Linked DNA regions of Mus musculus: region 2 is linked to region 1. The links are chromatin loops, found by intact Hi-C in ENCODE. Cell type or tissue: left cerebral cortex. All regions are shown on one strand. Links, peaks and the distances in the headings refer to the core of each region. The heading gives the core; the rest is flanking DNA.

Region 1 (5,389 bases), core at 303-5,302:
GATCAAATTATAATCTCCGTCCTTGCTTGAACTCCTGTCCCTTTAAATGTTGAGGTTTTCAATATGTATTTTCTTACTAATCTGCCCCAATCCCTGTCTCCTCTGTGTGAGCATTTTCATGGGGATTTCCACATATACATCAAAAGTCTGCTACCACAGGAAAACAGGCAGAGGCACTGAAAGGGGAGTGAAACTTGATATCCAAGGAGGCAGAGTTGGACTCCAGCTGTGAGTGTTATGGAACTTATCCCAGAGGCAGTGACTTCAAACTTATGTTCAAGAAATTCACTGGTTTCAATGAAGAGGTAGGTATTAATTTCAAACTTATAAGCTGCTCAAATCAAACAAGAGGAGCGAGGTTTGTGGGTAATTAAAAAACAACATACCAGTTTAAAGGCACCACGGATCCAAAGAAAAACAAAACAAAATACAGACACATTCATGTCAGACTCAGTCTACAAGCACAGTTTTGAACCTTTGAGTTAAGGATCAAAGGGCATGAGATCAGTCAACAAACCCCATTGAGCACCCACAAACTTCAAGTCTACCCTTTTATTGCCTTACTCATAAATATGAGCAAACAGATAACTAAGAGAACCCCCAGTCTGAAAGATAAAGACGCCCATACAGTAGGTAAACTGCATAAACATGTAAACCTGGAAACGAAAACTACCATGTCCTCAGGGGAAGAGGAAAAGATACTGTGTCCTTGAAGCATGAACAAATGGATCATTTAGGGAACAAAAGAGGAGTCTTTAAAACATAAAATGTGATAGCAAATATTTATTTCAAAAATTCCTTGATAGTTGTTGGAAAATAGAATTGAGAAAATCTCCTATAAAGCAGACTGTGTTCTCTCACCAGGGAGCAAGAATAAAATATCACAGTCTGGGTGGCCCAAGGAACACAAATTTCTCAGACTCTGGAAGTCTGTGCTTTAGGAACCAATGTGACTAGGATATTCTGAGGTCTGTGGGTGGCCATCTCCCTGGTCACACTCTGTCTTCCTCTATGTGTTCCTGTGCCCAAATCAGTTTTTTTTTAATCAAAATATTAGACTTATTGGGCTAGTGTGCCCCCTTAATGACCTATTTCACTTCTTATCTTTGTAAAAACCCTAGTCCCATTCTGAGGCATCCAGGATCAGGGTTGCAACATTCAAATTAGAGCAAGGATAGCTATCCAGCATGTCCTATGACCCAAAATAATTGAAAGTAGACTAGAAAAAAACCAAAGGTATGAGCATCTGCTCTTCAAAATGTGTGAGTTTAAGAAGAAAAGAACAAGCACAAATGAAGGAAGCCATGAGTGGGAGTGTTTAAGAAAGTTTCTCTGAAATAAAAGATTTGGTTCACAAAACTAGATGAGGCTGTAAATGCATGAAAAAAAAATGAATGAAGATAGTTTGAGGCCAGAGCAATTATGAAAAGCTCTCAGAATATAGAAACTAATGGGAGATCCTATGGACACCTTTTGAGAAAAGCAGTTCATAGCAATAAAACACAGAACAGAATGGCTTCATGTATCTCTACAGCAGTGTTCAGCTAAACCACAATGGAGGAATGCCTTGACATTTTGGAGGGAGAGAGAAAAAATTCTGTTTGAACTTGGTAACTTGGAAAGTTCTAAGACTAAGAGAAAGGACAGCTATCCTTGAAGCTTCTGGGGAAGGTAGTCACCAATACGGAAGCAAACCGAAAGAGCTTGGGCAGACAATGACTCACGCACAGCTGCCCATGAATACAGGAACATGACAATATATTTGAATTAAATGGTCTGGGATGATGCTGGGACCACAGAATTTTTCTATGCTTCCAGGTTATTTTTAGCTCTACTCGGGGTGTATTCTGGGGAGACAGGGAATCTCCATGGTAGCAGAAGAGACCTGAGAATGGGGTGCAACTCCTGTCAGATGAAACTTGTTGGAAAACAACCTAAAGAATTTGAATTAATGAAGCAGATATAAAAGCCATAAGACTAGCATAGGGCTTTAGACCCTGGCTTCTTAAAAGTGTGGATCAGGGTCTACATGGTATCATAGAATGAGTGCCGGGGTTGTGAAAATTTTAGTAGCAATAAAGGGTTTGGAATGCATGATGACTAAAATTTTTTTCAAAATCAAATGCAAAATGAATCAGGGTGTTTTGGCATACCCTTGTTATACTTGGTGACTTCCCTGCTGGCTTGCTGATAAATATAACTTTCCCATTTTTAGCTGTGTGCATCACCTCTCCATGCCATGGGGATGAGGGCTGGAAAACAAAAGCAAGTTCCAAGAGTATTATATGTTAGGAACTGCAGTGCTTTACTGTACTGTACCTGCAAAAGTTTCTGTTCTTATGGAAACATAATCTTTTTATATGGAAACAGTGACCTAATATTTTCATACTATTGTTCCTTAGCATTAAAGTGTCAAATTATTATGTCTTTACATTGTATTGTGCTATAATTGATTTGTAAAATTGCTGTTTCAGGTGCTGACTTGAGTTTCATAAACTGCTGCTAAAGGAATTTTGACTTGGGATTAGGACAGAATTTCGAATATTTTTTTAATGACTCCAATCCTGATTCTGTCACTTTGTATTTATGCAAAGCAGAATTCTCAGAATTGATGATTAGGTTCTGGAAAATTATGATGCTTCATGTCTTGTAACTAATATTAAGCTAATACTTATCTCTTTATGTATTAATGAATAAGCAGTCATCTCATTGGTATGCACATTTCCATTTGTCTTTAGTAGACGGTGTCTAATTTACTGCTCTATTGCTGTGAACTGCATTGAGTTTTAGTTGACACCATGGTCAAGGCAACTCTAATATTAAAAAAAAAAAGAAATTCAACTATTCAACTGTGGGCTTGTTTACAGGTTTAGAGGATCAATTCATGATCATCATGGTAGGAAGAAGACAGGCATGGCACTGGAGCAGTAGCTGAGAGTTTTATATCTTGATCCACAGACAGGAGGAATAAGAAGAGGAGGAGGAGGAGAAGGAGAAAGAGGATGAGAAGGAGGAAGAAGAAGAAAAAGAAGAAGAAGAAGAAGAAGAAGAAGAAGAAGAAGAAGAAGAAGAAGAAGAAGAAGAAGAAGAAGAAAGAGAGAGAGAGAGAGAGAGAGAGAGAGAGAGAAATTGGGTCTGTCCAGTGTTTTCCACAACCACAGATGATAGAAATATATACACAATTTTCTTGTACAATGGTGGGCCTCAATGGCATATAGCCAATTGTCTTCTTCCATGGTGGGGTGTTGGTGTGTAATGGGGAAAAATAAAAGCTTGAAAGTTTAAGTATTTTATTCAGAGTATTTGACTGCTTACATCAACATTTTAGCACAAACTGAGCTTCATAAAAGGAAAAGTTTAAAAGTGAAACGTTCTGAAGGACTGAAAAGTAGTGAGGAAGTATGACTGAGATCCTGAGGGTGACAGATACACAAATGTAAAGAGAGAGGGTAGGACAGTGATTTAAACACGGATTTCTGGAAGATGAACCAGATCTAGAAAAAATTTTTAGTTGAGGTATCAGTGTGGAAGATGGGATAAGATGAACAAGCTGTGAATTTCTTGAACAATAAAACCTGCCCACAATTTCCCTTCAGGAGACTCGGGTCATTTAAGGAACTGCAGAATCCTAGGTTTTGATTTTTACTATTTTCTCCTTTATTTTATTGCTGACCTGACTGTTTGCATGAGACACAGGTTCACTTCCCATTTCATTTTATTTAGGGGAATGCAATGATAGTGAAGCAGAGTTAGGTGCTGTTGTGGGGGAATGATACGCATAAAAAGGTTAAATAAAGATGTGGCTGAAAAGATATTATTCAGAAGGGGTAAATAAAATAATGTGCTATGTGCACTTTATCCTGAGGTACCCCACGGGTCATATTCAGGGTTGGTATGTACTCAACAGGTTAAGAGGAACAAGGTTGGATAATGAAAAGATATTCCAGCAACATAAGCAAAATGAGCTTTGATAAGGGAAAAGGAAGATAAATGATACAAGACATATTAGAAGGTAAAGTCCGAGGAATTAAAGACTGATGATTTAGTGATGATGGCAGTTGAGAGCAACAGAGTAGTGAGGAAGACATTAAGCACTGAGAGAAATGACACAAGCAAGAAAAGGTCCCAAATGAAGAGCCTTTAGGTTTATTTTAAACACATTGCAATTCATATAAAATTAGATGATGAGGTGTCGATGTATGCTGAATACATAAAATTAGATCTCCAGAGAGAACTGTACAGGTTCACATAAAATCAAGAGTACTAGATGATATTTAAAGCCACACATCCAGAAAGTATTATGAAAAGGAGTCATAGAAAATAAGAAGAAAAATAGTGTCCTAGTGAAACACAGGAGAGGTTCAGCACTTAAGAACTAAGATTCTCTGCCCTATCGGAGGAACAACAATATGAACTAACCAGTACCCCCAGATTTGTGCCTCTAATTGTATATGTAGCAAATGATGGCCTAGTCGGCCATCAATGGGAAGAGAGGCCCTTGGTCTTGTGAAGATCCTATGCTCTAGTACAGGGGAATGCCAGGGCCAGGATGCAGGAGTGGGTAGGTTGGGAAGCAGGACTCACGCGAGGGGAGGTGGGGGGTGTAATAGGGGGCTTTGGGGATAGCATTTGAAATGTAAATGAAGAAAATATCTAATTAAAAAAAAACAAAAAGAAAAAAAGAAATAAGACTATCGCTTGGGTGCAGAAGAACTTCAAAGAAGTAACCAAATAGGCCCCAGATAAATCAGAAGGCAGAGGTGCATAAAAAGAAAGGGTCTCCACAACAATGAGAAGACAGGAGACTGAGGATCCCTCATAGACCAGGAGATAGTGAATGACTGTCAGAGAAGTTATGGAGCAAGTTTCTCTCTGAGTCCCATAGAGGAGAAGACTGTCAGTAAAGAGACTTAAGTCCATGACTATTCCACCTCCTTTTAATTATTGAAGTGGGCTCTAGAGCAGTGAGTGGAGGTGAGGTTCTGAGGAAAGTGGCAAATACCTGAAATTCCCTTTGTGGAATATGAAAATTAGAAGCTCCATAGGGAGTCTTTTGATGATGCAAGCTAGGCAAATTTTCTTGAGGGAACTTAGAGCTTGTTAAATCTATCACGCCTCACTTTAATCCCCTGCTGTCCGCAATGCCAAATGGCATTTCCAAAGCATTTACTGTTTCTATTAATTACCCTAGTGCAAAAATATCTGTGTCTGTCAGATGTGGGGCAGAGACAGATGTGTTTCTTCACAACTGCCTTAAGGGTTAGACGAGGAGGCTCTAGATTTTGATATATCAGTTTCATTCTAGTCAATGTATGTACCAGCTATATTATAGAAAAATCTAACAGATTTTACCAAATTGAAAGTGACAGTTGAGATAATCTATAACTAC
Region 2 (5,389 bases), core at 159-5,158, 130 kb before region 1:
ACCTCTCAGGGATTTGCTTCATGTAATAAATCAGAATATCTGGAAGACGGAGTTGTAAACAGATTCGGAATCACAGGTTTCTTTCAACAATCTCCATAATTTCATGGCTTCCGTCATGGTTGCCAGGCGCTTGTGCAGGTGCCTGCATGCATATACTTGGTCCGTAGTTTTGATCTGGTAGGTATTAAATGATACTATGTCTTGCTGTTCTCAATGTCCCTTCTCAGCAGTCTTTACTCTGTTCTACTCAGAGCAAGGGCAGGACATACTTTGGGTCAGATGAATCAATAAATTGGGTTTCAGACAAAGTGACAAAACGGAATGGTATTCTGAAAATAAGGACAAAGTCTTGTTCTTCCTTAGCATTGGTTCCACCCAGTGATTGATAGTGTAGGATGGTATAAATATACCCTATGATGTTCACACAATGACAAAATTGCCTAACAGAGCATTGCTCAGAACAGATCCTTATTATTGACACACATCTGCCTTATTATTATTAGTTCCATTTTAAAGCTGAGGAAACTGAAGAACTGAGATTAAGTGGCACCTGGAATTGACTCAGGATTGAGTCCAAGCCTTTCTAGAGGATTTGGAGGGGCAACAGAGCTCGATGTCTTACAAAGATGAGAGAATGTGTCAACAAGAGAACAGAAAGCTTATTCTCTACATTACTTTCCTTTTCTTCTTCCCTCCTTTTCTTTCTTTGTTTCTTCTCTTCATCTTTTCTCTGATTAATCTTAAGAATCATTTTGTTAGTGTTTGGGAGAAAAACAACAGGGCATATGGAACTGCAAACATAGACATTATTGGGAAGAGGGAGAGGGGAAAGAGGAGAGAAAATCAACATCTTGAATTAGGCATAGAAGCCATCAAAAACAATTGTTTTCAGTAAAAGAAGAAAGCTCAGGATATCAAGGAAAGCTTTTGGCCAATATCCAAAAGAGAGGTTGAAGAAAAGAAAAAGAAAAGTCATGCTTTTTGAGTTAGACTTCAGAAGAGTGAGCAGGCTTCAATGTCAAGATCTGCAACTGCCTCCCCACATGTTCTGATCTATACAGGTTTCCACTGTTACATGAGGGATATAGGATGGACCAGTGTTTATGGAAGACTGTGCTCAGAACTATTCTACCCTAATTTGCTTTTGAATCTAACTGAAGAAGAAATTATCAGCGACACTAAAGAAGTGTCCATCTTATTCTGTTTTAAGATGGATTTTCTCCTTATGTCTGTCTCAATCTACCTGAAATACTATTATACAAAGCAAGTAAATGTTAGCTCATACCTTCCAGTTTGCTAGAGGGTTCTGGGGAGTTGCCTGTCCTTTCTGGTAGGAGGCCCTAGGCATAGACACTGTTCTTCCTTCTACCCTGTAGCCTGGCAGATAGCAGGACTGTCTTTAATTTGAGCCCTTGGCATGTGCATGCCTTTTACATACCTGATATTCTTGTTCTTGGGCTGCACCTAACGTATGTGACAACAGGACAGGATGTAGGCATCTGTTGTCTTTCTGTTCTCCTTAATTTTGCTCTTTTTTTTCTCCATCCTTTTTTCAAGTCCATATTCCTGACCAAGTCCTTTGGATAACTTGATTTATGTGTGTGTTAAGAAATAAGAAGTCAAGAAAAAAAGTTGGTGGATGAGCACTGAATTGTTTTTGAGTTGACTGTTGAGACCTAGGTCAAGCATCCTCTCATTTCTAAAGCTGTCCTTCACAGCTCAACAGCCTTCATTTGCACCTGAAGTGGGAACACTTATACTTATCATATTCTTCCTCAGTTCAAAGTTGAGTACAAATGGGGAATTCCTGGCTTTTTGGCAATCCTGGGTGAATTATCTGTTAAAATTTCAAGTTTCTCTTATAAAAGATACAGAACAAAGCACAGTGAGCATTTAATAGGATCATAGGGAATGCTTGTCAAAGCAGCAAAGGTAGGAATGATTGAGAACATGTTCAACCTGAGGCTTGTGGCTAACAAGCAAAACCCAGTGTCAAGGGAAAGTGTGAGCAGATCAACTGCTCAGGATCCCCCTGTGGACAGGGAGTTATGCTCAGAATGTGCAAAGTAATCTCCAGAGATAATTAAAGTGCAGAAAGCATCGCAGGAATGAATAATGCATAAATTTAAAGTGAATGCATATTATTCAATGCTCATTTATTTATTGGATTTGCCAAATTGAAACTTGTGCAAGTCAAAACTTATGGCATAAGTTCAACAGAAAAGTCACACTTAATTAAAATGCAAAGGCCCAACTGGCTATACTGAAATTCTACAAATGACCGAGATTTATCCAATTTCTGAATAAATGTCAACACTGAGAGACAATTGTGTAGGCTCCCAGCTCCCTTGTTATAGCACTGAATTATTACCCCCATACTCCCAGTATTAAACTATGTCATTTGTTCTTCATCCCAGTCATGAAATTATATCGAGTCTGTGTTATCTTCAGTGGGTAAATGAGATTCCTTGCACTGAAATTAGAAAGATAGTGGAAGATCTAATTAGCCCCTGATGTTTTTAAACACGGTGATTGTATTCTTTACTTTGTGCCTTTGTGATTCAAGTTGAATTAAAGATAATGACTGGACTTATAAGTAGAAGAAACGCTGGAATCATGTGGCCCAGGAAAAATACAAATGTAGTCCATTTAGGAGTCCTTACTTGCAATGCTGTGTCACTAAGACCTATGAGGAGCAATGCTGTTATTGACTGAAGGTTGGCTGGGACCTGCAGAGGTCCTCTGTCTTCAAGAGTATTTCAGAAAGAGTTGAGTGTGTACACTGCTCACTAGAGGGGGTTAGAAGCTAAAGAGCTGCTGCTTTGAGATTAACAGCTGCACAACTTTGGAAGGCTGGAAGGCCGGCATCCTGGTGCTAAGATACCTTCTCAAAAACATTATGAAAGAATTTCTTTTAAGAATATTCACTGGGAAAATAGTTACTAAAGAAAAATAGGAAAGTACCCATTAAATATAAAGAGTGTCTTATTGTACCACTACTGTTCACATATAGAACCACACATGATTAATTTAGACAGAGACGATCCCCTATGTTCAGGGTGGCATAGCTACAGACAAGCATGATTAATTTAGATTTAACCATATAAACAAGCTGGAACTTGAAAATTACTGAGCAAATGAAAATATCTCTTATGATTTTATATGGATCAATAATATGTAAGCATCTACATCATATTATTCATATATGCTAATAGCAATTGATATTATGTAGTAACTATGAATTAAGCACTTGCATATGAATATTTTGAAATGGAGGGGAAACATACTTGTTTTTTGTTTTGTTTTGTTTTGGAGCAGATACTTGAGAATCCACCTCCTCTCACTTCTTGCTTTTCGTTGACAATAGATAAACTCTCCCTCGTGGAGAGTGATGGAGTTTGATCCAGTCAACCTTCTTCATGCCCAAGCCCATAAGCACAGCAAATCCTGTCCTCCAGGAGGTGGTTTGAGACTTGGTCCCCTCTCTCTACACCTTAGGCAATTCACAAATAAACATTTTCCTTCCTGTGTGTGTGTTATTTGTGGTTTCCATGGTTGTCAGAACGTGGGATAGAAAAAAAACTGAGCCTGGTTTGGTAATGATGGCACTTACTAGTTTATGTGTTGGTCAACATCTTCAGTTTTAATCTTATTTTGATTCAGTTTTCTTAATTTATACTGTTTTGCTTTGTTTTCAGCTGTTTAAGGACAAGAAAATGGGAAGATGATGGGAGAGAGCACTCTTGTATTAAGTACTATGTGCAGTGTAGAACTTTAAAAAATGAGTTGATTTCAAGGAATTTGTAATCCAGGTAGGGCAACAAGACTGCCAGAATTGCAGCAACAAATGGCAGGAAAGCCAGTACTTATACAGGTCTACCCTGTTGCAGGAAAGCCAGTGCTTACCGTACAGTCTATTCTATGGCAGGAAAGCCAGTGCTTTCCAGCATACAGGGTCTACCCTGCCCAGGTATAGGTAGAGTCTCATGCTGTAAACTCAAAGAACAGAAGAATTAGGATTGGTGTAGAGGCAACAGGTCCCTGGAGGAAGCAGAATTTAGACAGCTACTGCAAGGCTGCAAGGGCCAGGCCCAGCTTTCTCATTTTAACATCCTTGAAACAAGGGTAAGCCTGGATATAATTCTCTTTTAAAAAATTAGTGAAGCAAATGACGAAACACATTTATCATTATATTCTAAGTGTCTTCTATAGTCATGTTATTTGTGAAATAAATTTAAGCAAAACTATAAATATTTTTTAAGTTTGTTTCAAGATTATAATTATAACATTTCTCTTTTTTCTTTCTTCCCCACCAAATCTTTTCATATGCCACTTCCTGTACTCTTTAAAATTAGTGATCTTTTTTCACTAATTGTTAATGTATGTATCTATGCACATGCATATTCTAAATATAGACCGCTCTACTCATATATTACTTCTATGTATGTTCTCAGGGTTGATCATTTGGCATTTTTAAATTTTATGAACATTTTAAATTTAACTTTTTTCCACTCTTTTGGTAAAATTTAATTTATTTCCAAAGGGAACACTATATTTTCTACTGTGTGGGGTGTGTCACTGTGCAGCCCTTGCTGGCCTAGACCTTGCTGTACAGATCCGGCTAGCCTTGAATTTGTAGCAATCCTCCTCTTGCCTCTCCTGCTTATCCTCCTTGTTTTGTTACTCAAGTGCTGAGATTGTAGGCATATGCATAGCTCATTTTGTGTTTTACTTTTTAATAATAAAACAGAACAAAATGAAATAGAAAAAGCTACAAGAAAGACTATCACATCAGAATTGGACAAGAAAAATTGAAGTAAAAGAACCCACAATGAGAAGGCACAAGAATAAGAGACTCACGAATTTGCACATTCAGGAACTCCACAAACACATTAAACTGGAAGCCATGATATGTATTCAGAAGACCTAGCGCAGACCCATGCAAGCCCTAAGCATGCTGCTTCAGTCGCTGTGAGTTCATGTGAGTTTTGTTCATGTTGATTTTGAAGGTTTGTTTTATTTTTGTTTTTGTCTATTTTCTTGATGTCCTCCATCCTTTCAGGTTCCAGAAGATTCTTTGAACTCTGGGGGGAAGGGATTTGATGAAGACATCCATTTAGGGCTTAGTGTTTCAAATTCTCTCACTCTCTGCATAATGGCTGTTTGTGGCTCTCTGTATTTGTCCCTATCTGCTGCAGGAGGAAGCTTCTCTGATGATGGCTGAGGAAAGCACTGATCTATGAGTGTAGCAGAATGTAATTTAGGAGTCGTATTATTGCTATTTTCTTTTAAAGAAAAATAGAAAATGGTCTTACTCTAAGTCCCTGAGCTGTCTACTCTTAGTTTTGTTTTGTTTTTTTTTTTTTTTTTTTTACCCAAGCAGTTTACA

Evidence for each region. Peaks named below come from ENCODE experiments on the same cell type or tissue, not always from the same donor. Only the 100,000 strongest peaks of a DNase experiment are listed, where the experiment ranks them.
Region 2: a loop joins it to region 1, with 3 times the contacts of the local background. A loop is called at or near these places in 2 of 42 quality-filtered maps.

The regions. Positions count from the first base shown.
Region 1 is chr3:63,407,534-63,412,922 of GRCm38, reverse strand. No RefSeq gene overlaps it. Among named protein-coding and RNA genes, the nearest start is that of Gm34240, 29 kb to the left of the region's middle. In left cerebral cortex, for the core only: no CTCF peak of the experiment used is centred there; DNase peaks (open chromatin) are centred at 963, 1,317, 1,728 and 2,194; H3K27ac peaks cover 234 bases.
Region 2 is chr3:63,536,480-63,541,868 of GRCm38, reverse strand. No RefSeq gene overlaps it. Among named protein-coding and RNA genes, the nearest start is that of Strit1, 55 kb to the right of the region's middle. In left cerebral cortex, for the core only: a CTCF peak has its summit at 2,795; no DNase peak of the experiment used is centred there.